2 separate regions of the Homo sapiens genome follow, and region 1 is linked to region 2. The links are chromatin loops, found by intact Hi-C in ENCODE. Cell type or tissue: CD4-positive, alpha-beta T cell. All regions are shown on one strand. Links, peaks and the distances in the headings refer to the core of each region. The heading gives the core; the rest is flanking DNA.

Evidence for each region. Hi-C counts contacts between places; a loop is a spot of excess contacts. Peaks named below come from ENCODE experiments on the same cell type or tissue, not always from the same donor. Only the 100,000 strongest peaks of a DNase experiment are listed, where the experiment ranks them.
Region 1: a loop joins it to region 2, with 2.0 times the contacts of the local background. A loop is called at or near these places in 2 of 110 quality-filtered maps.

Annotation. Positions count from the first base shown.
Region 1 is chr1:235,045,043-235,060,256 of GRCh38, reverse strand. No RefSeq gene overlaps it. Among named protein-coding and RNA genes, the nearest start is that of LINC01348, 17 kb to the left of the region's middle. RefSeq lists enhancers at 4,500-4,999, 9,194-9,263, 11,821-12,115, 12,829-12,878. In CD4-positive, alpha-beta T cell, for the core only: no CTCF peak of the experiment used is centred there; a DNase peak (open chromatin) is centred at 7,726.
Region 2 is chr1:234,899,444-234,914,657 of GRCh38, reverse strand. It overlaps the pseudogene RN7SL668P. Among named protein-coding and RNA genes, the nearest start is that of LINC02971, 50 kb to the left of the region's middle. RefSeq lists enhancers at 194-938, 939-1,684. In CD4-positive, alpha-beta T cell, for the core only: no CTCF peak of the experiment used is centred there; a DNase peak (open chromatin) is centred at 2,717; H3K27ac peaks cover 805 bases.

The sequences.
Region 1 (15,214 bases), core at 3,185-11,184, 140 kb before region 2:
TGCAGTGGCGTGATCTCAGCTCACAGCAACCTCCGCCTCCCGGGTTCAAGCAATTCTCCTGCCTCAACCTCCTGAGTAGCTGGGATTACAGGCGCATGCTACCATGCCCGGCTAATTTTTGTATTTTTTTTAGTACAGACGGGGTTTCACCATGTTGGCCAGGCTGGTCTCAAACTCCTGACCTTGTGATCCGCCTGCCTAGGCCTCCCAAAGTGCTGGGATTACAGGCGTGAGCCACTGCCCCAGGCCTGTTTGCTTTTATGAATTGGAGGACTGCCTGGGCCCAGGGAAGCCGCTATTCATCTGCCTAAGCTGTAGCTGTTGGATGACACAGGATCCTCATCTCAAGTTGCTTTGAGGACAAGACCACTTTCTTGGGCCCCTCTGCACGTGGGCAGTCCTTCCATGATGACAGCTGCCCTGTTATGGTGGGATTACTTTGGAGGGTGGATGTGGCCCAGGGAAGTGTGTATTCTCAGTGGGCAGGCCTTCTGTTTTGATCATTTTGTAGCCCAGCATCTAACACAAGGTGCTCGTGACTCAAGACCTTATGTAAAGAGGGAGGGATGAACACAAGGAAGAAAGTTCCCCAGAAATCCTTCCTTACACCTGAACCGATTCCTTCCTATATGTCCTCAGCTTGAGTCATTTTCTGTAGCTCCCTCTTATTTCCATCAGATACTTGGATACATTTTAAATTGTATCCCCCGAATATCAGTGAGAGAAATCACATCCATGATCTACACTGCATTGACCAGGCCATCCAGACAGAGAGCGGGGATGGCTTGTCTCCCAGGGCAGTGGTGCCACGTGCCAGCCTAGAGGTTTCGGTTTACCTGCATGCACCACGGTCCCTTGAGAATCTGTGCCCTTCCCCTCCTGGTAGGGGATGCTTGGAAAGGGTCAATCTGAGGCCCTTGCTTTCATGAAGGGCCTTGAGGCCCACAGCCAGGCTTCTAGAAATCTAGAATTGACCCTGGTTTCCAGAATGACCAGTTTGCATTTCCTTTATCTGCACAAAGAAGCGGATTTCTTGGGGGTCTTCTGGGTGTGAGCGTAGTGAGTGTGAATGCATCAAGGTGCCTAAAAATACAAGGACAGATGCCAAATATAAGCATTTTTACCTTGAAGCTGCCTTGAATTGAGTTTCGCAGGAAAAGTGTATTAAAATAATTCTTAAAAACTTGGAGCTCTTAAATGTTTCTATTTCTGGGGGGTGGGGGATGGGGATAACTGTCTCCACTGCCTGCCTGCCTTCTTTCCTTCTTTCCTTTTTTTCTCTTTCTCCTTTCTTCCTTCCTTCCTCCCTCCCTTCCTTCTCCTTCCTTCCTTTCTTTCCTCTTTCTTTCCTCTTTCTCTCTCTCTTTCTATCTTTCTTTCTTCTTTCTTTCTTTTCTTTCTTTCTCTTTCTTCTTTCTTTCTTTCTCTTTCTCTCTCTCCTTCCTTCCTTCTCTCTCTCTTTCTTTTTTTTATAAAGTATTTTAAAAATCAGCCTGGCCAACATGGTGAAACCCTGTCTCTATTAAAAATACAAAAATTAGCCGGGCATGGTGGCAGGTGCTTGTAATCCCAGCTACTCAGGAGGCTGAGGCAGGAGAATCGCTTGAACCTGGGAGGCGGAGGTTGCAGTGAGCTGAGATTGCGCCACTGCATTCCAGCCTGGGAGACAGAGCGAGACTCCATCCCCCCCCAAAAAAAAAATGTTAAATGCAGTTTCATTAGGAGACCCCTTAGAGCCGGATTGTGAGCACAAATGGAGGTGCTGGTTCCAACATGGAAGGGCAATTCCTGGTTATGAGGGTATCATCCAGACAACCCACAATAAACCGTAATTTTTTCGTACTACTAACAAAAGGCAAAGATAAAATGAAAAAAAAAATCCATGAGAAAGAATGTGGAGTGATCTGAGCATGTGCTTGAGAAGCAGCAGCACACGCTCTGAAAATCAGGACTGCATTTCTGGCTCTGTCTTGTAAGGGTATGTGGCTTTGGGCAAATTACTTGACTTTGTCAAGCCTCAGTTTCCTCATGAGGAGTAAAACCAGGATTATAATAGCATATCCCTCCTAGGCTTGCTGTGAGGAATAACTCAGAATTACATAAAGTGTGTCATAGAATGTCCTGTATGTAGGAAGCACCAAGGCATGGGCGGGAGATGAGATGCCCAGCCCTGAATGATCACAGGACCTCAAGCTGAAGAGGACCTCAGAGGCCATGTAAGCCAGCTTGATGGATAGACCTCAGGGGCCAGGAAGGCTCAGGGTCTGCCAGGGGGCCCAGAGAAAGCTGGCGGAGTTGCTGAAACCAAGCACCATGGCTCCACACTCTCCCCAGGTGGCACGAAGCAAGCCTCGTGTCTTCTCTTCATTACAGTCTGCCTCTTTGTGCAGGAAGATCACCTGTGTTTGAAATGCATTTTGCTAAATAGGCATCATAGAAATTCTGATGCTTTGGTGACTCCTCAAATTCAAGACCACCTCTGTAGCATATGACCCCCTCCAACAATGTAGGAAGACAAAACTGGCAGCTGTGAGACACGGTTTCCATGCCATGATGTGCGAATACAGGACCAATGTCATTTACACAACCCGCTTCTTTTTTTTTTTTTTTTTTAGACGGCGTCTCACTCTGTCACCAGGTTGAAGTGCAGTGGCGTGGTCTTGGCTCACTGCAACCTCTGCCTCCGGCTACACAACCCGCTTCTGACCTTCAGAGCTTGCTGGACTGCTTGCCTTCCTTCTCACTTCCACTGCCACCACCAGCAGCTAGCTTTCTTTTGGGGGCCATTTTTACACAGAAAAGCAAGTGTGTACCCCTTTATGCATATTACTGTGTTGCAAAAAGGACCAGAGTATAGCAAGGCTTTGGGGAGGGGAGGAGTCTGGGTGGTTAGTTAGGTTCACCCTCTAGTTGTGTGGCTTCCGTCTCCTGCCTGATTCCAGCGGGGCCACAGCTGAATGACAGACTCTCACACTTGTAGGTGACTGTCCGCAGAGCTTAGGTTATGCTGCAGTAATAAGCAAGCCCCAAATCTCAGTGGCTTAAAAAAGCAAAGGGTTTTTTTTACTGGTGATGTACATCTAGCGCAGGTCAGCAGGCGGCGCTGGTCATGGCAGGGACCCAGGTGGTTGGAGGTTCCATCTTGACTCATCCTTCCATGATTGCAGGGATGGCACTAAAGGGAAAGTGCTGAATCACACACTGGCTCTTAACACATCCACCTGTGAGTGACACCTATCACTTCTGCCAGCATCTCATGGCCAAGACTTGTCTCACGGCCACACCTTACTTTGAAGGGAACAGGGAAGTAAGTACATGCCTACCACATGCCCAACAAAAGAACAGAAGGGAAGAAGAAGTGGAATATTTGTTCGTTTATTTATTTATTTTTTGAGACAGGGTCTCACTTTGCTGTCCAGGGGCTGGAGTGCAGTGGCTTGATCATAACTAACTGCAGCCTCGAACTCCTGGGCTCAAGTGATCCTCCCATCTCAGCCTCTTGTGTAGCTAGGTCTACAGGTGCACACCGCCATGCCTGACTAATTTTTATACAATATTTTAATAGAGATGGGGTCTTGCTGTGTTGCCCAGCCTGGTCTTAAACTGTTTTTTTAATAGCTAGTCAGGTGTGGTTATTTTGGGAGACAATGTTAAATCAGCTTAACAATAACCTACAACACTTGGACCAACTATGTCTCAAATTTCTGACCTCAAGCAAGCCTCCTGTCTTGGACTCCCAAAGGGCTGGAATTATAGGCCTGAGTCACCACATCTGGCCATATTTATTCTTAAAAAACCCCTAACTCTTTATGAAATTTTAATTGATGCATAATAAAATATGCATATTTAAAGTCTACAGTTTGATAAGCTTGACACACACATATGCCCATGAAACCACCACCCCCACAATCACAATAATGAATATTCCATCACTGCTGGAAGTTTCTTTGGGATCCTTTGCCATCTCCACACCTGTGACATCCGTACTCCTCAATCCCCAGACAAACACTGATCTGCTTTCTGCTGCTGTATAGATTAGTTTGCATTTTCTAGAATTTGATATAAATGGAATCACACAGCATGTTCTCTTTTGGTCTGGCTTCTTTCACTCAGCATAATTATTTTGAGATTCATCCATGTAGAAGAGGAATATTTGTGATATCTACCACAGCAGACTTTTGGATTAATGGACTTTATTCTTTCCAATAAGTTAACTGATGTGGGTTGAATTCTGTCCCCCTCCACTCCCAATTCATATGTTGAAGTCTTAATCCCCTGTACCTAAAAACGTGACCCTGTTTGGAGATGGGATCTTTATTTTTATTTTATTTTATTTTATTTATATATGTATATTTTTGAGACGGAGTCTCACTCTGTCTCCCAGGCTGGAGTGCAGTGGTGTGATCTCAGCTCACGGCAACCTCTGTCTCCTGGGTTCAAGTGATTCTCCTGCCTCAGCCTCCTGAGTAGCTGGGGTTACAGGCGCATGCCACCATGCCTGGCTAATTTTTGTATTTTTAGTAGAGATGGGGTTTTGCCATGTTGGCCAGGCTGGTCTCAAACTCCTGACCTCAAGTGATGCACCCTCCTCGACCTCCCAAAGTGCTGAGATTACAGACGTGAGCCACCGCACCTGGCCTGGAGATGGGGTCTTTAAAGAGGTAACTAAGTTACAATGAGGTCGTGAGGGTAGGTCCTAATCCAACGTGATGGGTGTCCTTATAGGAAGGGGACATTTGGCCACAGGCGGCTGTGAAGGGAGAACTTCATGTGAACGTGTAGACCTGCACGCCGAGGAGGGGCCTGGAACAGATCCATCCTTCACAGCCTCGGAAGGAACCAACCTGCTGGCACCTCGATCTCAAATTCCTGCCTCCAGAACTGGGCGACAAGGCGTTTCTGTTGTTGAAGCCACCCAGGCTGTGGCACTTTGTTATGGCAGCCCTAGTGAAAGAATTCAGTCACTTTTATTTCCAAGGGAAGCCGAGTTAAATGAGCTCCCTCAAGAGATCTTCCTGCAATATTTGGGACGTGTCTGTGTGTGCGTGGACAGGGCCGTCTGCAGGCGGACCAGCATGCGGCGCTGGCAGGCACCTCCTGTGTCACCCTTCAGGCATCCAGGGAAGGAAGCAGATAAAATGAAGCTCTTCATGCCCCAAGTTCCATTTCTTCTTTGGAATGCTCGAAGGCTTCCCAGCTGTTCCGTGTTCAGGCCTGGCTTTCGAGAGGCTTCAGGCCGGAGGGGGGAAGGTGGCTGAAGCTGGTCCTCGGTCTCTTCGAGCCCCTCAAAGAACTCTCTGGGTGCATTAGAAACCATCCTTGTGCTGCTGGCAGCAGTTGCCATGCTGCTGAAGAATGGTGGCAAAGCCCAAATGGAAAAGGAGTCTTCTGTACTCGTGGCTTCCAACCCCAAAGAACAGAAAGCCAGGGCCCTCATTCTCCTCTGAACTGTTATCTGGATGGTTCACCAGGAGCACAGCTCCTGTGTTCCTCGCTCGCTCCCCCTGAAGGCCCTGAAGACCACATGATGTTGCCTGCCACTGTGGGAGTGACACGCTCCCCTGGTCTCAGCCTGGACGGGTCCTGACAGGTTCAGTGAGAGAACAAAGCGTCATTCTGAGGGTGAGGAATTTCACTCAGCAGCAAACATGTGTTGCGTGTCTGCTTTGTCTCAGACACCGTACGATATGCCGTTACATTTACTCCATTTCATCCTTGTGACAATCCTGTGAGATAGGAATTCCCATGTCCACCTAAGAGATGAGGAAACCGAGGCTCAGAGGGACAGGGAACATACAACTGGTGAGGGGCCAAGACGGTTCTAGAACATCCATCTTTTGGCATCAAGGAGAGTACATAGGAATCACCTAGCATGTTACTGGGAGGTCCAGACACTCAAATGTGAATTTGCTTCTCTCTCTAGAGAGCTACCAGATTTAGCAAATAAAAGGGCAAGACGTTTAGTTAAATTGGAATAGAATTTCATGTAAACAATGAATACTTTTTTTTTTTTTGAGACAGAGTCTCACTCTGTTGTCTAGGCTAGAGTTCAATGGCAGGATCAGAGTGCACTGCAGACTCCATCTCTTGGGCTCAAGTTATCCTCCCACCTCAGCCTCCCAAGTAGCTAGAACTACCAGGTGTGCACCACCATGCCCAGCTAATTATTTTATTTCTGTAGAGATGGGGTCTCACTATGTTGCCCAGGCTGGTCTCAAACCCCTGGCTTCAGCAATCCTCCCACGTTGGCCTCCCAAAGTGCTGGGATTATGGGTGTGAGCCACCATGCCTGGCCAACAAATATATATTTTTTGGGTATATGTTCCATGCAATATTTGGGATGTATTTATACAGAAAGGGTATTCATTGTTTATCTGAAGTTCACATTTAACTGGGTGTCTTGTGTTTATCTGGCAGTGCTGCTTCCAGGTGAAGCTTGTAGTTGGTTTAGTGCTGAAGGAGCCTTCATTTGCTGAGGCTGGGACTATATTCAGCTTTACTCATGAACTCTGCGGGCTCTCCAAAACTCTTTCTGAAATCAGCCTCACTATCCACAGTTGAGGTTACCAGGACTGTCAACCTGAGGAGAATCAGCTCTTCCACACTGAGCCCTGAAGATCACATGGCAGAGTGAGCTGGAGCGAGGTACCAGCAGACCTCTTAGGCGGGGCATGCACCCCCCGCAGTGTCCCATGTCCCCACTGTTCCCTGTGGCTATATCCATTCCACTTGACTTACTTTTACTCCTTGTCCAGGTCCTTGTGGCATTGTTCTTTCTTTTTTGAGACAGTCTCACTCTGTCACCCAGGTTGGACTGCAGTGGCACAATCTCGGCTCACTGCAACCTCCGCCTCCTGGGTTCAAGCGATTCTCCTGCCTCAGTCTCCTGAGCAGATGGGATTATAGGCGCCTGCCACCACGCCCGGATAATTTTTGTATTTTTAGTAGATACGGGGTTTCACCATGTTGGCCAGGCTGGTCTCAAACTCCTGACCTCAGGTGATCCACCCACCTCAGTCTCCCAGAGTGTTGGGATTACAGGCGTGAGCCACTGCGCCTGGCTGACATTGAGTTTTCAACTCTTCATCTACACCATATGTCAGAGCATTTCCTTCTTCTTGCAATGACAGCAAAAATACTGAGGCTTCAATTACTTACCCTCCTCTATTTCTGTTTTATTATCTCTCCCTGTCGCCATTTCCATGCACTGATGCCCACGCACAGGTTGTAGGAACCAACTAGTATGTTGCTGGGAGGTCCAGACACTCAAATGTGAACTTGCTTCTCTCCCTAGAGAGCTACCAGATTTAGCAAATAAACAGGCAAGATGCTCAGCTAAATTTGAATTGAATTTCATATAAACAATGAATACTTTTGTTTTCTTGAGATGGCGTTTTGCTCCGTTGTCCAGCTAGAGTGCAGTGGCGAGATGATGGCTCACTACAGCCTCCATCTCTGGGGCTCAAGTTAAGAGCCCTCCCCCATGGCTCAGCCTGCCCTGAGGCCAGTCCTCGTACATGGCACATGGCCGCCTTCAAGACATCTCCAAGAAGCCCTCGCTGAGAAGTCCCCTGGTGCACACACAAAATCACATTGCCATTTAGTTGAATTTCTTCATTGTATAGGTTAAGAAATGGAAAATGTGACTCTCAAGGATTATACACAACTAAAACTGTGTGAAACTGCAATGAGTACCCGGGCAATAGGGAAGTAGGAATTTCTCACCAACCCACGTGCCAGGATCCAGCCTCAACACTTGTGAGGATCCAGCCTCAACGCTCTGCACATCTCCAGTGTGGAACAGCACCATGCGCCTAATGAGTTCTTCTCTGACTGATTGATTGATTGATTACTAAAACACTCAGCGCTCCTGGCAAAGCAGTTCTCACTCTGTTGAACAAATTATCTTTATGCACTGCAGTCTCTTGAGCTTAGATGAAGGCAAGCTCACTGTAATCTTCAGATCATTTAGCAATGTCTTGGAATCACTGGATATGACAAAATATCCAGGCATGTGGAATAGGAAGGGGGAAGAAAAGCAGGACTTGGAGGGACTATGCTAGTGGATTTCAACTCTATATTTTCTAATCTGAACCAGGGGCAGGCAAACTACTGCCTTGTAGGCCAAATCTGGCCAGTGGCCTGTTTTATTACTGATTGATTGATTGACGGGGTCTTGTCTTGCTCTGTCACCCAGGCTGGAGTGCATTGGCTTGATCATTGCTCACTGCAGCCTCGAACTCTTGGACTCAAGCCATCCTCCCACCTCAGCTGCCCAAGTAGCTAGGACTACAGGCGTGCACTGCAACGCCTGGCTAAAAAATATATATATATATATATATATATATAATTATTATTTATTATTTTTTTTTTTTGTAGAAATGGCATCTTGCTGTGTTGCCCAGGCTGGTCTTTAACTCCTGGCCCCAAGCAATCCCTGACTTTATGGCACTTGCTCAGCCTGGTGTGACAGTGTCTGTCTCCTGGAGGCCAGGAGCCCCTGGCATGCAGCCAGCATGCCCCATTTATAATCGTAGCCCAGCACATGGAAGGGACCCAAGAGAATGACAGCAACGTTGGCTTTGCCATTTCAACCCTGAACCTCATTTTACTGTTCTATTCATATTATCTGGGGGACAAAATTTTCCCACATTCCTTTCTGTTGGTGCCACCATCTCTGTGCCTCCATGTGCTGCTGACCTGCCAAGCCCATGGCCAGCTCAGCACTCGGATTTTATTTGGTCTCTCGGTATGGGTTCCTTTATCAGCATTTCAAAAAGCTTTTGTGTTTTATCCATAATTGATTAAAGTTTGTAGCTGTGAATAAAAGATTGATTAAAAGCAACAACAGCAAAACAGCTCTTGTTTTTCTTCACCATCTGCCTTTCCCCAGAAGAGTCTCCCACCTCCAAGCAGACAGTCCTCGACGTGGATCCACACAACCTTACAAGTTTTCCTTAGACCCAAGAAAGGGAGGTGTGGGGAATGATCGTTACTTGCTGATACTTACTGATATTGCAATGCCAGCAATAAGAATACCATCTGGACTTTATCTGTGGTTGGTGTGTTTCATTTTGCATTTTATGTGATGGGTGCTGGGATTTGGACAGGCCAAAGCTCCCACCCTCGCGTTTCTCAGTGTACTGGGAAATGACATCACCTATGACAGGGCACTATGATTAGCAAGGGGAGGGGAGGGGCCAGACCTCAGCCCAGGAGTGGGGCTTGGGGCAGGCCCCTAGGGAGAAGCAGTGGCAGTAGCCAGAGCTGGGCTTGGTGTCCCGCTCAGACAAGTGGTGCAGCCAGCTGCAGGATTCACACTCACGTCCTCTGGTAGTAAGCTCTGCTCTCTGCCGGCCCTGACTTCAGAGCAGTGCTGAAGCCGGGCAGTCCTGAGGCACAGCCATATGTTTACAGCTTCTATTTTTTTATTTTTTTTAAGATGGAGTTTCACTCTTGTCGCCCAGACTGGAGTGCAATGGCATGATCTAGGCTCACTGCAGCCTCCGCCCCCCTGGGTTCAGGCCATTCTCCTGCCTCAGCCTCCTGAGTAGCTGGGATTACAGGTGCATGCCAACACGTCCAGCTAATATATTTTTTTTTTTTTAGAGACGGAGTCTTACTCTGTCGCCCAGGCTGGAGTGCAGTGGCGCGATCTCGGCTCACTGCAAGCTCTACCTCCCAGGTTCACGCCATTCTCCTGCCTCAGCCTCCAGAATAGCTGGGACTACAGGCGCCCGCCACTGTGCCTGGCTAATTTTTTTTTGTATTTTTAGTAGAGACGGGGTTTCACCGTGTTAGCCAGGATGGTCTCGATCTCCTGACCTCGTGATCCGCCCGCCTCGGACTCCCAAAGTGCTGGGATTACAGGCATGAGCCACCGCGCCCAGCCTAATTTTTGTATTTTTACTAGAGACGGAGTTTCGCCACGTTGGCCAGGCTGGTCTCGAATTCCTGACCTCAGGTGATCCACTCGCCTTGGCCTCCTAAAGTGCTAGGATTGCAGGCGTGAGCTACTGTACCTGGCTTTTTTTTTTTTTTTTTTTGAGACAAAGTCTCTCGCTCTGTTGCCCAGGCTGGAATGCAGTGGTGTGATCTCGGCTGACTGCAACACCGTCTCCTGGGTTTAAGCAAATCTCCTGCCTCGGCCTCCCGAGTAGCTGGGATCACAAGCACCCGCCACCACACCTAATTTTTGTACTTTTAGTAGAGACAGGGTTTCACCATGTTGGCCAGTCTGGTCTTGAACTGCTGACCTCAAGTGATCCGCCCGCCTCGGCCTCCCAAAGCGCTGGGATTACAGGCATGAGCCGCTGCACCCAGCCACATATTCACAGCTTCTATTTGAAGGATCTCAAAACCACAGGGAGTGCAGCAGTGCACACCAGCCCTCTCCCCCACCTCCCTTTCCCCACACTCACATTCCTTCCCTTATGCCCCAATCACTGGCTTAGTCAGAAAGACCATTTTAACCTGAGAGTAAACGAAGGAAAGGGATACACAGTCTACTGGCTTCTGTCGCCTCACATTTTAATAGAGGCTTCAAGCAACAATTACCTATGGGATATGTCTGAGAGGCACTACAGAAAGGGGCAGAATTATCTACCAGCTTGATAAATGATACATCTCTCAGGACTTTTGGAGGAGAACCAGCTCCATGCTGCAGGAGCCGTGTGGAGCTGGGCTTTACTGCCAGGGCCTTGTCCTGGATGCTGGAAGGAACCAGAAGATTCAAAGTAGAGTCAGGGTCCTGGCCACCAGTGCAAGGCAGGCCACATGACCATCGACACTGCCACCATTGCCACCAGCCCCAGTGCAGCCCTGGGAAGGAGCTTGTTTTCTCCTCCTGGGGGACTGCTGCTCTGGTAGGAGACCAGAGGCAAGAGGAGTCCATTCCGGGCTGTGGGGTACCTGCCCTGTCTCCCTCACAGAGTGCCGTAAAACAAAGCAGCATCATGCATAAGCCCATGTTTCCAGCAGTTTATCAGAGCCTCAGATGTGTGGTGTAGATCCCATCGCCTTGAGGCTCAGGAGAACCAGCAAGCGTGTAGTGCCCTGGGCGGGGTCCCAGCTGACCATGATCCCCATCTCTGGCATCTTTTTTATGGGTCTCCCCTTGTTTTTTTTTTTTTTTCAGACAGAGTCTCGCTCTTGTCGCCCAGGCTGGAGTGTAGTGGCGCGATCTTGGCTCACTGCAACCTCCGCCTCCTGGGTTCAAGCGATTCTCCTGCCTCAGCCTCCTGAGTAGCTGGAATTATAGGCACCCACCACCACCACGCCCAGCTAATTTTTGTACTTTTAGTAGAGATAGGTTTTGCCATGTTGGCCAAGCTGGTCTTGAACTCCTGATCTCAGGTGATCTGCCTGCCTCGGCCTCCCAAAATGCTGGGATTACAGGCATGAGCCACCGCACCAGGCCTGGTGTTTTTTTTTTTTTTTTTTTTTTTTTGGAGACAGAGTCTCACTCTGTCACCTAAGCCAGAGTGCAATGGCATGATGTCGGCTCACTGCAACCTCCGCTTCCTGGGTTCAAGCGATTCTTGTGTTTCAGCCTCCCAAGTAGCTGGGACTAAAGACATGAGCCACCACGCCCAGCTAATTTTTTTGTATTTTTAGTAGAGGCAGGGTTTTCGTCATGTTGACCAGGCCAGTCTTGAACTCCTGACTTCAGGCGATCCGCCCGCCTTGGCCTCCCAAAGTGCTGGGATTACAGGGGTGAGCCACTGCGCCCGGCTGCCCTTGGTTTTAATGTGGACGCCTTGTGCTTTTTGCTCAGTATTCCTGGCCCCGGTGATCACAGGGGTTGTGAATTATGGATACAGCAGCAACTGTTTTTAATCTCCCATGAAACAAAACCAGTGTGTCTTCTGCCCCGGAGGCCGCGGGTGAGGAAGGGATGGCAGCTGCTGCGATATGGCTGCCTCGGGCTGACGTCAATGCGAGTCATTCCAGGCCAAAGACTCCACTCAGGAAGCTTAAAAGTGATACTGAAAACAGATTTGCATGTTTTCCTTTCACGGGAACTTGGCTCCTCTCAGTTCCACTGAAGATGTTTTCACCAGCCTGTGTGCAACCGGTGTGTGGAACGAGCACAGCTTGCAATGCAATTGGAAGGCGACTTTAGCTTTTGTCCTGTGCTGCCCCTCTGAAGTTTATTCAGCCGGATTCATGTTCCCAGACCCTGGCAGGCTTGGACTTTTCTGCTCCTCTTAGGAAATAGTCTGTCTGATGGTTGCTTTAAATGGAAACAAAACAAAACAAAACAAAACAAACAAAAAAAACCAGTCTCCATTTGGAATTTCAATGTCCAGGCCAAGATATTAGTCAAAACTTCAAACCATTCTTCTTGCTCCAGCTGAGGCTGCTTAGGGCTGGAAGTCTGCATGGGAAAGGGATGAGGCTGGCTTCTGTCCTTTCCTGTGGCTCCTTGTGCCCCTTCTCCCAAGGTTGGAGCTGGGTGAGGGGTTTTAGGGCCCAGGACAGCTCTCACCCGAGTAGGTGCATGGGCAGCTTGCTGTGCATCCTTTGGGTCTGGCTGTGGTTGAAAGCTGCCCTCTCTCCTGCCGGGGCTCCCATGTGGGTCTGCACTTCCTGGAGTCTCTTATTGGTGATCATTTGAGACTCTTTGCTTTGGTCCCTTGGGTTTACCTCGAGCTTTTTGCTGCTAGGGTTTCTGCCCCTCCAGGTGGTCTTATAGGTCAGGCCCCTAGCAGACCTCATGCTGGTTACCTCTCTGTGTGGCTTCAGCTGGTTCTGACCCTCTTGTGTGGCTTGCCCCCGCAAGCTCTGGGAGGGAGGCCAACCCCAACCCACTGCATGCTCCTGGTTCTGGCATCAAAGCAGGCAGGGCCAGACATGGTGGCTCACTCCTGTAAACCCAGCACTTCGGGAAGCTGAGGAGGGAGGATCACTTGAGGCCGAGAGTTCAAGATCAGCAACATAGTGAGACCCCATGTCATTACAAAAATAAATATTATTATTTTTGAGACGGAGTCTCACTCTGTTGCCCAGGCTGGAGTACAGCGGTGCGATCTCAGCTCACTGCAACCTCCACCTCCTGGGTTCAAGCAATCCTCTTACCTCAGCCTCCTGAGTAGCTGGGATTACAGGCATACGCCACCATGCCCAGCTAATTTTTGTACTTTTAGTGGAGATGGGGTTTTGCCATGTTGGCCAGGCTGGTCTTGAACTCCTGACCTCAAGTGATCAGCCTGCCTCTGCCTCCCAAAGTGCTGAGATTACAGCCTTGAGCCACTGTGCCCAGTCCACACACACAAAAATTTATTTAAAAAAACCAGGCAGGACCAGGTGTGGTGGCTCATGCCCAAAATCCCAGCACTTTGGGAGGCTGAGGCTTGTGGATCACCTAAGGTCAGGATTTCGAGACCAGCGTGATCAACATGGTGAAACTCCATCTCTACTAAAATACAATATTAGCTGGGTGTGGTGGCACATGCCTGTAATCCCAACTACTTGGGAGGCTGAGGCAGGAGAATTGCTCGAACCCAGGAGGCTGAGGCAGGAGAATTGCCTGAACCCAGGAGGCAGAGGTTGCAGTGAGCCGAGATTGTGCCATTGCACTCCAGCATGGGCAACAAGAGTGAAACTCTGTCTCATAAATAAATAAATAAATAAATAAAATAATTTAAAAAGCAGGCAGTAGTCATCCTGTACATTAGTTCCCTGTGGTTCTCTAACAAATTACGACAAATTACGATGCTTAACACAGAAATTTATTCTTTCACAGTCCTGGAGGACGGAAGTCTAAAACCACGATCAGGGGGCTGAAATCAAGGTGTGGGCACAGCCCTGCTCCTTCCGCGGCTGTCGAGAGAATCCCCAGCTTGCTGATTCCGGCTCGTGGTGTCTGCCGACAACCTTTGGCCTGTGGCCGCATCACTCAGTCCCCACCTCTGCGTCACATCACCGTCTCCTCTGCATTGGGCAAACCTCCCTTTACCCCTCTCTTGTAGGGAAATGGCTAACTGCATTTAGGGTTCATGTAATCTCATTTAGGGCTAATCCCGGATAATCTCCCCATCCAGAGATCCTTCATTTAATCACATTGGCAAAGACCCTCTTTCCAAATAAGGCCACATTTATAGGCTCCAGGGGTTAGGCCTGACACGGTTGGGGCTTTCATCAGCCTCCTGCAGCCTGACACCCACCGTCTGGATTTCCTGGATGGTAAGGGCTCTGGCCTTCTCTGCCATCAGTGAGAGGGAATCCCAGGGTGAGCTCTCTGAGAAGCTTTGTGGAAACCCACGAATTTGAGGTGAGGGGAGGCCCCCACTTCCCTTCAGGAAGCACAGCTTTCTCCACAGAGACACCCCTCAGGCAATCTTCTCTTCAAAATCATGTCTCTCAACTGGCCCACTCTTTATATTTTTTGGTGGGGATGGTGAGAAGGCTCACAGGTTGTGGATCAGGTTCTAGACTATTTCCCGTCCCATTGAAAGTAGCTTGGAACCCAAAGCATCACTTTGAACACTCTGCTACCTTTGCTGTGGAGTTCATAGTGGTTGATGCTGTCCAGGGCTGTGTGGGCTCTAAGGCTGTGCAAACTGTGAGGGCTGAAATCTGCCTGATGAGCCTGGTGCCCCAGCCACGGGGTGCCTCATTTGTGGGGAGCATGGGCCCCTCTTGTGAGCAGAGGGGCTGCCTGTGGTTCCCTCTGGGCTCTACCCTGGACGCTGATCTCGTCCCCTTCTCACACAGCCCAAGGACCTGCCAGTGGGTGGCTGGTGATGGAGATGCTGCAACGTGACCACGGAATGCTAGTGATGAATGATGCAAACTCACTTCATCCTCTGGATTTTCAGCGTGCAACTGCTGTGCTGATATAGCAATCTCCTACTCTGTGGGTTAGTAGATCGTCATTCAATAAGGAGTCAATGCTTGTGTAAACCAAGCAGAGATGGACAAGCTGGTTTAGAAAGAAAATGTACTTCTCATCTTGCAAAATGTGGCCCAGCTTTTAGAGGGGGATAAAAAACAGATTTGTTTGGAAGGTTCCGGAATGTTCAGATAATAAATCCTTTTATCTACTTCTTCCACCTTAGCAGCGAAGACAAGTGGCCTGTCTGTTGACTGCCAAAATAGGGAATGAAAAATCAGAAGACCTGGCTACATTCTAAAGATGTGGGCGTGCTGGTTCACAGGAAACCCATTTGTTCACAGGGTTACCTGTGAAAACTGCAGTTCATAGAAGAAA
Region 2 (15,214 bases), core at 2,531-10,530:
AAGTGAGAAATGAAAGGATGGACCGCTGGCTCTGCTTTTCTGAACACCATCTTAAGGCTGCTTGGGCGATGACTGGTGCTTTTTGGTTCTCATGTTGAGGAATGGCTTTGTAGGCAGGATCTAGTGGATTAGACCTGCCCAAATCTAACCATCTTCAGTGGCGACTTTGTTTTGGGACAGAATTGTTGGAAGGAGGCAAGGTGAGGGTGGTGGTGGGACCCTCAATTCCATAGGCCGATCACTACTCGGGGACAGTCTGGCCTGGAAACCCCTAAAGGAGGCAAAGTGGGGGAGGTGGGGGGTGTCCTCAATTCCAAGGTACAAAAGGGCCAATCAATGTAAGTATGGCTTAAACAAGATGGGAGTTTATTTCTCCCACATAAACCAAGTCCAGAGGGAAGTGATCCACCAAGTCCTCAGGGGCCCAGATTCCCTAGATCCTCAGCTCTGTCCTTGTTAAAGTACCTGTCTACAAAGCCATTCCTCATCCTCGTGGTCGGAGATGGCGGCACCCACATTTCAGGCAGCAGGAAGGAAGAGGGGACAAAGAAGAAACGCCAAGTGCAGCCACAGGGCACTTCAGCTTACTTGCTGCTCCCTAGCCCTTACTACATGGCCACATCTGGTGGCAAAGGAGGCTGAGAAGGTGGTGTTTATTCTGGAAGGCCGTATGCCCAGGTAGAAATGCTGCTGCCATGGAGGAACAACAGAACGGCTTTGGCGGGCCACCTGCAAGCAGTGCCCCGCTGTGTTTTGGAGAAGGCCCTGCGGCTTCCTTCTCACTCCCTCTTTCATATGCAGAATGGGCAGGAGGAGATCGGAGGCCCCCCGGTCCTGTGTTCTCACACCAAGGAGGTGAGGATGATCAGCTTCAGCTTTTCCTAGAAACGGGGCAAGTTGGTAGCCACGTGTTGCCATCGGATTATTTGTACTGAAAGGCACGAGCTTGTCCATAATGCAAATATGAACGAGGAGGGAGTGGTTGGCATTTAAATACATTGGAAAAAAACTAAATGCAACAAAAACACAACTACCCAAAACCCAAGGGAAGTTTATTATGATTCAAAGGCCATGGTGAGAAGAGAGAGAAGCCTGTGTTTATATGGCCACGGGTTTATCATGGCCGATATGTGGCCATTTTTGCTGCATTGCAATTGAAGAGTGCATTTACTCTACGGTGGGAATCTTAAATCTCCTTTCCAAAGCATGGGTCTCCAGGGAGAGTGTCAAAGGCAGAGAACTGCTCCCAGAGGGCAGATTCGAAGCTACTTGTAGCCGAGTTTATTTTGTTTGATTAAGAAATGCCCAGCCGAACATTTCCTCCTGTTCTCATGCTTTTGGACTCGAGTTCGTAGAGAGTGAGTTTGCCTCTGGAGAGCACATCCAGGGAGATATGAACAAAGGATCCTCCCTGCCGCTTGTCCCTTTGCTGCCCTCTGTGGGGGGGTGATGGCTTTGGGGCCCAGGTGAATCACCCTAAATTCCAAGTGGTCAGCGAGGGGTTGGGTGAGGTGAGGTGTGGGAGAAGCGAATGTCGTTTGGTAAAGGAGGTGCAATGTGCCGTTGCCTCAGCCAAATTCCACTTGAAAAATGAAATGCTGCTGTTTACTCAAATCCTGGGGGCCTGGGCTATTTTTATTCCGGCCATTGCCACTGTTGCCTGGGAGCTGGCATGCACAAGTGTGTTGGGCATTGTGCTGGGCATTGGCAGGGTTGGGGCTTGTCTTAGTCCATTTTCTGTTGCTTATATCAGAATACCTGAATTTGGGTAATACATTCCTTTTTTTTAAAAAAAGGAATTTGTTTCTTATAGTTATGGAGGCTTGGAAGTCCCAGGTGGAGGGGCCGCATCTGGTGAGGGCCTTCTTGCTGCTGGGAACTCTCTGCAGAGGATGACGTGTGCAGGGCATCACATGGTAAGGGGCTGAACGTACTAGCTCAGGTCTCTCTTCCTGTTCTTAAAAAGCTACCAGTTTTACTCCCATGATAACCCAATAACCCACTAATCTATTAATCCATGAATAGATCAATTCATTCATGAGGGCAGAGCTTTCATGACCCAATCACCACTTAAAGGCCCCACCTCTCAACACTGCCACACTGGGCTTACATTCCAATATGAGTTTTGCAGGGGACAAACACTCAAACCATAGAAGGGCTTATTTTATTTTATTTTTTTTAGCTGTATCTCCTTCCCTCTGAGCCCTTATGCTCTTTGGCAGGTCAGAGAGGCAAACACAGGAATGTGATACAAGTCCTTCAACGAAGGGAATAAAATAAAATCATTAGCAACCACCATTAATTTTGTGCATACTATGCTCTAGGTCCTGAAGACACAGGTCTCAGTTCACCCTCTGACAACAACCACAAAAGGCAGAAATTGTTTTCTCACTTTGGAGATGAGGAGAACGAGGTGGTGGATAGAATGTGCCTTCTGGTCTGTGTATGATGGGATTGGGGGGTTGGGGTGGGACAGTCAAGAGGAGGAGCAGCCTAGTCCATTAACACTGTCAGTGGCATTTGTGCAGGAAAGGGAAGACGCTCCCCGTCAAAGGTGGGGGCTTTGAGGGCTGTGATGGGTGGAGGGCAGAGCGACATCCCAAACAGTGTCTCCTCCGCCTTCCACACACAAGGCAGCCCGGGGCAGCCCTCCGCCTTCCACACACAAGCCAGCCCGGGGCAGCCTCTCTACCCTTAGAAGCAGCCACAGTGCTTGACAAAGGCCCTCTAGCTGGCCCAGCCCCTGGTTTCCTGTGGTATTGTTTATGCCAAGACAATATTAGCACTTTAGCTTTGGGTTAGAATAAAGAATTCACCTTAGAGTGTGAGGTCTCCTTTCCTGAACGTTTCCCTTTGAGTTCACACCACCAGTTTAACCCTTCATCATTTAGATCTGTTACTTTTTTCATGTCTACTGGTTTCTTATGCTCTGGAGAGGAGGAGGCACACAGTCCCCAAATCCTGTGCCTGGTATAGCACCAACAGCAGAGAGCAACAAATTCTTATAGACCGATTGATAGATTTAATAATAAAAAAAGTTACTTCCTTACCTTGTGGTGTCATCTACAAAGCAGCATCTTTGTTTTTTTCTTTTTTTCAGTTTTAAGTTCCAAGATACATGTGCAGTAAGTGCAGGTTTGTTATATAGGTAAACATGTGCCATGGTGGTTTGCTGTACCCATCAACTCGTCACCTAGGTATTAAGCTCAGCATGCATTAGCTATCCTTTCTAATACTTTCCCTCCACCCCACTCTACCCCCAAACAGGCCCCAGTGTGTGCCGTTTCCCTCCCCATGTCCATGTGATCCCATTGTTCAGCTCTCACTCATAAGTGAGAACATGTGGTGTTTGGTTTTTCTGTCCCTGCGGTAGTTTGCTGAGGATAATGGCTTCCAGCTTCATCCATGTCCCTGCAAAGGATATGATCTCATTCTTTTTTATGGCTGCACAATATTCCACGGTGTATATGTACCACATTTTCTTTATCCAGTCTATTATCGATGGGCATTTGGGTTGATTCTGTGTCTTTGCTACTGTGAATAATGCTGCAGTGAACATACATGTGCATGCATCTTTGTAACAGAATTATTTCTATTCCCCTGGGTATATACCCAGCAATGGGGTTACTGGGTCAAATGGTATTTCTGGTTCTAGCTCTTAAAGCAGCATCTTTATTTCAATAATGATTTTTTTTCTCCTGTAGCTAAAAAATACATGAAACAGTACATCTTTTGCTTTTGCTGAGCTATTCATAGCCCCATGTATTTCCTACTACACCGGCCTGTGTATCTCCCATCCTAGGAAATAGATTCATGTAAGCTGTGGTTGCACTGAGCCACCACCACACAGACTCTACCCTGTTGCATCCACAGGTACAAACCAGTGAATACTCATTCATCAAATAATTATTTTTACATCTCCATGCATGAAATAGCTGGCAAGTTCTGTCCCAAGAAGCCTTTGTTTCAGGACTTTCCCACATTTTCTTCCAGATGTTTTCTTGTTTCAGTGAATCAAAATATTTCTAATGTGGCTACTATGTCCTACAAGCAATATCGAACATGTATAAATCATGGTCCCTGCCCTTAAGGAACTTACAATCCAGTTGCAACTTATAATCTGGTTGTGAGGCCAAAAATAATCAAGAGCACACAAAATAACCGAGAATCATAAAGACAATACAATATCAAGACCTCCGTTGCAAACTGCAGGTTGGAATCCACTGGTGGGTGGGTTGTAAAATCAGTTTAATGGGTCACAGTCAGCATTAAAAAAATAGCTAGAATAGTAGAGGTCAGAGTATATCCAATGTAGTAAGAATAAGGACTCTTTTGTGAAAATTTCGTTCTGTCTTATGTGTAAAGATAATCTGTTTCTGCCCAAGTGTGGTGGCTCACACCTATAATCCCAACATTTTGGGAGGCTGAGGCAGGAGGATTGCTTGAGGCCAGGAGTTCAAGACCAGCCTGGGCTACATAGCAAGACCCCATCTCTACAAAAAATTAAAAAATTAGCTGGGCATGGTGATGCCTGCCTGCAGTCCTCGCTATTCGAGAGGCTGAGGTGAAAGGATCGCCTGAGCCCAGGGGTTTGAGGCTGCAGTGAACTATGATTGCACAACTGTACTCCAGCTTGGGTGACAGCGTGAGACCCTGTCTCCTAAAAACAAAAACAAAAACAAAACCAGGATAATCTATTTCTTACTGTGGCTCATGGTGAAATGTTTGAAAACTTCTGATAGCAGGGCCTAGCTTGTGGAGGAATGCCATATGAAGGATTCTTACCTTGTGTTTGGGCCATGGACTCTTGAGAGACATTTGAAAGCTACTGGGAGTCTCTCCATTTCTGGCACACATATGCCCGGCATTGTGCACATGATCTTGGTAGATCTTGATGGACTTTGCAGCCTATTCACAGTCCTGGTTAAATCCCTCTGATCTGAACCAGGGAGAAAGAGGAGGCTGGAGGAGATAAAGGACTGATATCTCCCAGGGTCTTGGATTTCTGATGAGGAGCAAATGCCATCCATCTCCCATAGGAGATCAGTGAAGGCTTCCAAGGAAGGGAAGCTCACTATAAAATTCATATTTTAGAAAGATTGTCCTGGAAGCACTTAGAGGCCAGAAGTCCAACTTAGAGGCTATTGTCACAGGTATGTGAGTCATGGTGGAGCCCAGGTAGATAGGAGGGCACAACTGTGAGAAGTTTTTAGAATTAAAAAAATCACTGGACTTGGTATTTGTTTGGATATGGGGAGAAGTGAGGGAGGAGGAGTTTGGGGTAGCCCTTGGGTTTCTAGCTTTGAGTGGACAGTGGTGTTAATTGCTGAGTCTGGAATAAACCTATAAGGAGGTTTGTGGAAGAAAAGGAGGTTAGTTTTGTAGTTAAGGGATTGCATGGGTATATATCCAGTAGCCCAGTGTATCCTCCTAGCATTCTTTCTGCAAATAGAAGACTCTGTGACACTAGAGAGCAACTGTCAAGTTAGGGTGGGGTGGGGGGCCGAGAGGGCTGGAAGAGGAGGGGGCTTTGTACTTCGTTTGCCTTTGTGTTCTTTGGCCAACAGTTTGGTGATGGCCACAGGAGTCCCTGAAAGGCTCTGAGAGCTCTGTTCGCAATAGAAATGGGAGGCGAGGTGCATTGGGGTGAACTGGAACAGAGAGCGAATGATTCTTGAGATGAAGCTGGAGCCTCTGGAGGCAAGGGGCCTGCACACACAGACTGGCTTTGGAAATATAGGAGAAGGCGGCCTCGGAGGGTGCTGGGAGGAGACACGTAACAGCCACAGTGGAGAAGGCCCAGCAGGCAGCGGCGAGTGGCAGGGGACTGTGTGTGCACATCCAGCCCCACTTGGGTCTGCATTCGGTGGGTTTAACAGCCCCCCTCCATAAGCACCTGCCAGGAAGGGCCTTAACCTTAGCATCGTGTTCCCGGCCTGTGTCCTGACTGTGGCTTGCTGTGCTTCTGATGACCCAGCCACCGAGCTCTTGCTGATGGTCTGGCCCTGAGCCCTAGTGCTTGGTGCTGTCCATTGGTCCTGACCCCTTGCTTCCCCTCTATCCCCTGCCTATAGACCCACATTTGCTCTCATACCCTAGACTGAGTTTCCTCCAGTCTGTCTGGGTCACACCTTGTCTCATCCAGGGCCCTGCCTAGCCTGGGCTCCTGTGGCCTCATTTCTGCTGGATTCCATTGAGTCTACCAGCAGGAAACAGACCCAGGACCTCCAAGCCTGTTTCAGGCTCAGGAACCTGAACTAACGATGTCTGTTTCAGCTCTAGAGGAGAAGATTGCAGTCAGGAACTTAATGCTCTTTCACTCTTGATACGCACTACTATGAATCTGGGTTAGAGTCCAATTTGTATGTGATTATCTGGGTGAACTCCTTAACTGTTTGTAATACCACTAAGTATTTCCAGATGTTAGCACGACACGCATACTGTGCTGCTGTGATGGGGCATTAAGTGCTGAAAGTTTTTTTTTTTTTTTTTTTTTTAAGTAAGAAAAAACACATACAGGGAAATTAAATCTTCCACCATAAAGATCCTGCATTATTTGCCAACCACAAGAGTTTTTCCTGGGCCGGGACCTGTGTCTCCTCCCAGCACTTATTCCAGCTGCTCAGGCATTCTGTGATAAAGTTACTCATTAGCTCCAGATACTAGCATTACCAGAGTCCTGTTCAGCGGTTCAGTGATTTGGCACCCAGAAAAAAGCAAAGGCAATTTCCGAATTCTAGCAACCCCCCCAAATAGAACCAAATAATAGTCCTGACCTCATGAGGCTCTCATGAAACTTAAAGGAGACAAGGCGTAGAAAGCACCCAGCACAGAGTCTGGCATCTACCGAGGTCTCTGTCGAGACCGGCTCTCCCTCTCTTTTTTTTTAAAGAAGGCCATGAAATACCAGACCAACAGATTTTCACATCAGCTGGGACAGTGCCATTGAAGCCTGTGACATGGGTTTATCAGTAGTTGAGAAATTGATCAAGAAGATGCTATGCAGGAAAAGAAACAGTTAGAAAAAACAGGAGTTGTGGAGCTAGAAGACTTCGGTTTGAATCTTAGCTTTGTTTCTTCCTACCTTCTCAGGCTCAAGGTGTTTTTTTGTTTGTTTGTTTTTGTTTTTTTCCTGCATTTCTCAGGGCAATGGTTTCATTTTTCCTATGTAACTTTTTCTTTAAGATGAGAAACAGGTCTGATGTTCCAAAGCTCAAAGTTTCAAACGCTGGAATATACGGGTGTCCAGGGAGCAATGGAAACAGTGGTCACAGTGCTGGTCTGGGAATCTGAGTGCCTGATCCCACCAGAGGACTTTGGAAATGTATGGTTCTGTACTTAGGAAGCGGCCAGCCTTTCTGGAGATGGCTGTGATTCTGGGAGAAAACAGCTGAAGAAATATAATGGTTAGGTCAGGACCCACACCCAGGCCACCAGGCTGGCGAACCCCAAGGCCAAGTGTATCCTTTGCTGGAAAATGAATTCTCAGGGAGGAAGCATGTGGTTGGATGATGTTCCTTCTTGTCTTCCCAGCTTGTAGAATCAACCAGATGTTTTTCCACACAGAATGCTAGTTCTTTAAGACACAGGCTGGGTGACATGTTTCCTTAGAGTGACAATATTTCCTTATAGTGACATTTTCCTTGACTGGCTCCATGCAGAATAGGAGGATATAGAATAGGAGGAGAAGGTTTCTGCTGTGGCACCTGGAGTGGTACTTGGTGCACGCCAGGTGCTAGACAATGTGTGTGACAAGGATGCACGTGAAATGCCCCCCCCCGAGTGCCTCAGTGACTGCAGTAAAGTGGCCCTTGTCATGGTCCTCTTCCTCTTTCTGCATTCAGTCTTCATGCTGGGCGGCATGAAGAGAGAAACAAAAACCACCTTTCTTGCCAGGGTCTTAGTACCATTTTGCTGCTCTTATCTTTCAAGTAAGGGAGAACATCTAAGAAACTTATCACCGTATTCATTCTAGACTGTTAGGGATTTAACTCTTCACCTACTTCCCTGAGTGGTCTGGGCTGGAGGTTCAGAGCTAAGTGGGCTGGGTGTAAATCAGGATTCCGTCCCTCACTAGCTGTGAGGCTGTGGGTAATTCACTTCATCTCTCTGAGCCTTCATTTTCTCACCTGAAAATTGGGCATGCTAATACTTTTCCATCTCCTTCCCAGGGTTCACAGGATTAAATGAAATTATTAACACAAAGTTCTTGGCCTGGTAGGGGGCATGTACGTGGCCACCGTCCTGGTGCTGGACACTGGGGTAAGAGTTTGGAAGTTATTGGCTGGGCAAGGTGGCTCACGCCTGTAATCCTAGCACTTTGGGAGGCTGAGGCAGGTGGATCACGAGGTCAGGAGATTGAGACCATCTTGGCTAACACGGTGAAACACCGTCTCTACTAAAAATACAAAAAAAAATTTAGCTGGGCGTGGTGGCATGCGCCTGTAGTCCCATCTACTCGAGATGCTGAGGCAGGAGAATCGCTTGAACCCGGGAGGCAGAGGTTGCAGTGAACTGAGACCACCACTGCACTCCAGCCTGGGCAACAGAGCAAGACTCCATTTAAAAAAAAAAAGTTATTGACATGATTTTCTCTTTTGCCTTCCATCGTCTATAACCTTTATGCCAACTGGCTGGTGCTAGAGTAGAGAAAAAGATTAGGATTTGTTACAGAACAAAGCTCTCCACCATTTGTTTATCTCATTTCAAAACAGGGAGCTGATTGAAGGCAGCCTTAGAGCTTGTATTTTAGACAAGGAGTGATACAATGTTTAGCAGGGATGCACTAAGCCAGAGCCGGGGGAGTGGTCTTCCCTGGAGCAGGCAATAACAGGATGCATTTTCTGCAGATAATTTTAAAACAAGCGTAAAATCAACCAAATATTGAGTCTACTTTTTATTATCACCAAACACAAGCAGTGTTAGATAATACCTGTGATAAAAGTCATCTTGTGCAAAAAGTTATGCTCTAAATTCTGAACAATTGATACAGTTACTGTTGAGCTGTAATAAAATAGGGAGGTGTCTTAGCAGTTTCTAAATGTCTTCTTTAATAAGGAATTGTATTCTCTGCGGAAAGTAACGGGAAGTAATTTGGAGAACATTCAGGTATGCGGGTTGATTCTCCCAACACATGTATCCAGAACTATGTTTCATTTTGGGAGTGAATTTGTAATGAACTGGAAGCATTAATTCTGACTGTGGGTGTAGTTTATGTCTTCCATCCCTGGGTACAACACATTCCTTTACAAAATGGTATATCAATTTAATAGAATATGATTCAATTGCCAACAAAAATAAGGTAGATTTATACAAACTGATATATACTATAATAGAGTACCTATGGTACAATCTCCAATATATAGTGTTAAATGAAGTTAGAAACCTGCCGAACATTTAACAATATTTTAAAAGGTGATGTGTGTGCATGTATATGCGGGTAGACATACATACACACATATGCTTTGTACATGAACAGAATATTTTTCAAAAGACAGATAAAAATTTCTGTGGATTCAGAAGGAGGAATGATAGTTTGTAATTGTGAAGACAAAAATATAAACTTAAACTACTTCAATTCCGTCAGTCTGCATCACTGCTTGAAGATTTTGTTTATGTTAAAAATTTAACACAGTGAAGCAGAGTGTGAATTGCAAGGTGTAATATTTTTGTTTGGTGAGTACAAATTTTAGTTCATACGTAAAATATTTTTCTGTGTCTGAATAGTATTTTCAACGCTGGCATTTATTTTTCTTTCCAAATTTTTAATTGTTGATTTTAAAGATAAAGAAAACATCAAGAAAGTAATGGCCATGACTGATTATTATGTGATCTTTACGTGAATAGTTTTGTGGCATGCAGAGGTTGTTAAATGTTCTGCTCTGGGTGTCCGATTCGCTGTGTGCCACGGACTTTTAATCAAAATTTAAAAAATGCTTTTCAGGCATTCTTTTAATTTTATCCTCACCAGATTTGCTTGGAGGAACAATTTAATCAACATTTGCAAATCGGTCACCTTTGGGGTCATGCTAGAAGGCTTTGAGTGATTTCAGGAGCACCCACCTTATTAATCCTACCAATGTCATACGCAATCCCATTTCCAGCAGCAGCAAGGAGCTTCCTACTTACTGATACTGTGATTCCTAGAAAAATATTTTATTCTGTTTTTTAGACATGGGGCCTCGCTATGTTGCCCAGCCTGGAGTACAGTGGCTATTCACAGGCACGATCCCCTTATTGATGGACATGGGAGTTTTGACCTGTTCCGTTTCCGACCCGGGCGGGGTCTGTTCACCCACCTTAGACAAGCTGGTGGTCCCTGGCTCCCAGGAGGTCACCTTAGTGATGCTGAACCTAGTGTGGACACCTGATCAGCACAGCGCACCGCAGCCCAGAACTCCCGGGCTCAAGCGATCTTCCTGCTTCAGCCTCCAGAATAGCTGGGATTACAGGCATGCACCCCCATGCCCGGAAAAATTCCTTAGAGATGAAAGCCTAAACATGTAAATGCTGTTGAGGCAGCATCTTAGGCGGCTGGAAGCTCTGCCAAAGGAGCAGGGAACATCACTGCTGGGTGGCCCTCTCTGTTTGAGTGAGGGGAGAATCTGAGGAGCCCACCAGGGAAGTCAAGATCCCGAAGTAGGGCAGGGAGCTCTTCCCTGGTGGGAAAGTGGGTACGAGAAGAGGAAATCAGGAGTAAAGCCTCCAAGGACCTCTCTCATCTTCCTAAGGTAGATCCTATTTCTTCAAGTGGGCAGGACTGTGCTTTGGCCATGAAATTGAAGGCAGAGCCACTTCACACAATGTATGGCAGGTCTTTCTTCAGCCCCTTCCCTTGGTGAGTGGTGCATCTACGATTATAAAGGACCCCTTCCATCTACTTTCTGGAACTGTATTAGGAAAGGCATCGTCTTGTAGCAAGGCTTCCCAATGGATGGACTGAGGCCTGTGCCAAATGCATTTCAGCTGTGCCAAAATTCTGTGACTCCCACCTCCTTGGGGCCAGCAGCAGCCAGAAGTCCTGGGCCAATCACCTGCTTTGAACAGCAGCCTCCCATTTACCCCTGCGTGCCACAGAAATATTATTTTATACCTGTGCCATTTTGTGTAAAAGGTTGAGAAGAACTAACCCCAGGGGCAAAGACAATACTATACCTACTGTTTGGGAGAAATGAATCTGTTATGTGTAGATAAGAAAAAGGTGGTCTGACCTGTTTCATTACTTGGTGAAAATGATCTTTGGTGGTGCTATTGCTTCCAGATGAATTTGAGTGTTTTGCAACCTGGCATCCTGGGGGGTGTGTGTGTGGCTGGCTGAAAATGCATCCCCTTGTGATGTGAAGCTCAGCTGTTGTTCCCCAGCCTGGGTTGTCATACTGCCTTCTGCTACCCCACACACCTCTTCACTTTCTCTTGCTGTGAAGCACTCACAGATACAGCAGCTCGGTTCCCATGGCGGTCCTTTTTCTTCCAGAAACAAAGGAAGGGGGGACTTTGGTGCCCTGTGATGCATGCCACCTAAGGGATATAATAATAAGATTTTTCAGGCCCCTGTTTCTGGAGTGATGGCACCCCTGTGTTTGAGGGTGATGGTGACAGTTTACAGTTGTGTCGAATTGTGACCTATGAGTGAAATCCAATTCAGTATCTCCTTTTGGGGGATGTACAGCTGTTGATGAAACCATCTAGACTTCAGTCACAATCTGTTGAGGTTTCATATTCTCTTCTCATGTGTAATGAATAGAAGAGTGGAAGCTACAGCACCCGGGGTGGCTTGTCAGGTGCAGAAGGTCAACAAATGCTGATTGAATGGCTCCTGTGTCAGGCACCGAGCTACGTGCTGGGTACGCAAGACTTGTGAGAAAAGTTCCTACAAAGGCCAAACGAAATTTCTGTAAACAAAAGCTGAAGGTGTTCTGAAGTCATCTAAAGGTGGTTACTTAAAGGAAAACGGATACTGCCTGCCCTCCATGTTTGTGTGTGTGTGGCCTCATCCTCTTCATACTGAAGGGTCTACCTCTAACATATGCAGAGCCCAGGGCAGGAGTGCAGAGAAAGTCCCTCGTTTGCCCAAATATACAGAAATATCAATCAAGCTTACAAAGAGTTAGAAAAAATACAGTTTGTTCTCATACTTCAAAAATATGCATAAAGACAAAATTGAAAAATTAGGTAAAGCTATAGTTTTTACATGATCCAAAGTTAGCAGATATAAAAAACGACTGAATCAATTATTGCCATACAGGTTTAAATATTCTTTTGTTTTGTTTGAATGACTAACAAAATAAAGACTCATAATTTATAACGATCATATATTTACTTCCTTAATTTTTTTGCCTTAATTTCATCGTGATCACAGATTCTGTCATTACAATGAACATTTTTACATAATTTTGTTCTATTGATAGCAATGAGCTAAAGGATTTTAAAAATGTAAATGTATTTAAAGTATGCAAAATTTGAATATATTTTCATCAAAAATGAGAAAATACATGTGAAAACATCAAAGAGGCATTTTCTCATATCTATTTTCAAAGAAGTTATTTTTTCTTGTAACATTAACATGAAAAGTCAAACGCAAAATTACAAATTATAATTAATAAGTGTCAAAATGGTAAATAAAAATTCTTGAAATAAAACTGACTTTTAAATTTGATTTTCTGTAAATGAAACAAAATCTTATTAAATACTTTTGTAAGTCATACTTCACATTTCTAGCATTCAATTTCCATCCAGTTGCCAACCTAAAGAAGCTCTGTTTTACATCATGCATGGGTGCATGTAGATCGACGTAGATACTGGCTTAAGAATAACAGGAATTGTTAAACGTTGCACGATATTCCTCTGCTACCTTGTACCATTGTTGCAAATACCATGTTACTTCTTCAGTATCTCCAGGAACAGGAATCAGAGCAGGAAGAGAGGTGGGGAAATGGGTGAACCGCTCCACTGGGAAACGATTATTCGTTATGCAAGAATCTGTTCATTCATGGTATCCGAGGGAAAAGGTCATATGAATTTGTCTTTTCTCTCACCCATATTAGTCAGCAACTCAAATCATCTCCCACTCCAAAACACTGTCCTCTCCGACATCAGCAGCCACAGTGCAGTCCACAGACCTCCATGGCACCTGGAGGGAGCGGCTTTCCTTAGCCCTCCCCACAAAGACATAGGGCAAAAAATATGGGGAAGCCACGGAGAAGGGTTTCCTGGCTACAAGAGTGGATGTTTGGGATTATGAGTGCTGGATCCCAAGCGACTGAGGGACCTCCGTGAGCATTAATGAAATGACGTTTTTTTTTAGCCGGGCGCAGTGGTGGGCGCCTGTGATCCCAGCTACTCAGGAGGCTGAGGCAGGAGAATGGTGTGAACCCGGGAGGCGGAGCTTGCAGTGAGCCGAGATAGCACCACTGCAGTCTGGCCTGGGCGAAAGAGGGAAACTCCTTCTCAAAAAAAGAAAAAAGAAAAAAAAAAAAGAAATTACATTTTTTTGTTTGTTTGTTTGCATTTGTGACTGTGGCGCTGTCTAAACCATCTCAGGGGAGGAGTCCCTTTTGCCTGTGTCTCCTGAGAGTGCTGACTACTCATATAGAGCAAGACCCTGCTGAAGAATAACCACTCGAGGCTGTCTCTTTTTACCTCCTGGTAGCGACTTATCCTTGCTCCAGGGGTTCTGGATGAGGCATCCTTCTTAGACAGAAGGGTGCTTTTAAGAGGCATGGGCGGCTCCATGGGTCACTTCTGTTCCAGTTGGTTCCTGAAGTGGTGCAGAGTTGGAGTAAAGGCTGTGTGGTCAGTTGGCCCAGACTAAGAGTATCCTTTTGTAGTTGGCATAAGGTTGTAGCACGTGCAGGCCTGAAACAGCTGCAGTCATCTCTCTGGGAAGCTTCTGTCCAGGCACTGTCTCAGGCTGGATTGCACTCTGTGGGCCCTGTCCTGATTGGGTCTGACCTGTGTCTGACCCTGTCTTTGCTCTCACCGTGTTCCTGATCTCACTTATTTGCTGTATCTTCCCCCAGGCCCTGTGCTGCATCAGTTCCCCTCTACCTGCTCACTTCACCTGGTCCCCTGATTCTCTCCTGGCTGACTGTGGCCGCCCCAGTAGTATTTTTCCCCTTCCCCAAAGACATAGGACAAAAGATATGGAGAAGAGGTTTGAGTTTCTTGTCCCTGAGGGTCTGAAAATGAGACCCAGAATGTGATCGGCATTCCCATATAGAATGAGCATACAAACAAAAATTTTCAAAAAGTGAATGTGTGAGTCGATAAGGCCCATGCAGCATTTTCATGGTGTCCATGTTACAGAAGGGTCACCACTAAGATTTCTACAACCAGCGTGGCAAGATAAGGGCTGGCCCAGATCACCCTGGCAAAATCTCGCATTTTGAAAAAGTTGGAAGACTCTCACAAGGAAAACCCATGACTGTAACGACGCCCACGATTCATCGATCCCCTCCATAAGTTGAGCTTTGAGCCCGGTGAAATTAGGTATGTCTAAAAACACATTCAGAATGTATTTAAATTGTGCTGTAATGCGACTGTTCTCAAGGATCCCCGTTTCTCTGGTTTCACGGATGTTTTGGTTGGATTGCATCTTGAAACTGCCTTAGCCCAAAAACATCTTCTTGCAGAAACAGCAGGTTCATTTCAATTCAATATTTCACTTTGGACGATTGCTTGACTTCATTGAGCGCCGCATGCTGAGACTTGGTCTCCCCGGGACCCACATGCTTCCTTCTCATTAGCATCGGAGGGAGCCTCGGCAGACAGATTGAGGCCAAGGAGAAGGCGGACCCCCACGACTCTGCGCCATGGCAGCGTGGAGCGTAGCTGAGCAGAAAGCTGGTGCACGCTAATAGTTGTAAATGGTGTTTTGCGAGCCATATGCTGCCTCTGATTGTATTTACATTGAGACACACAACATCTTGTTATCAAACAAGGCAAGAGGCAACACTAAATGGTAGGAGATAGCAACCTCAGTGAATGGCGGCGGCTTCTCCATTGCGCGCTGGTGCCCGGATGTTTAGTCTGGCAGAAATTCAGATCAGAAGGTCATTGCTGGGAAGTGTGACAATGCCATGTGTCCTGGGCTGACAGACTGCTTTGGAATGTAAGAGGAGGCTCTCTCTGCACCCCAAAGCAGAAGAAGATTCAGGATTCTGCTGCCTGGCTGAATTTTTCCTCTAGGAACTGTTTGAGGCCCTGGGGCTGAGCC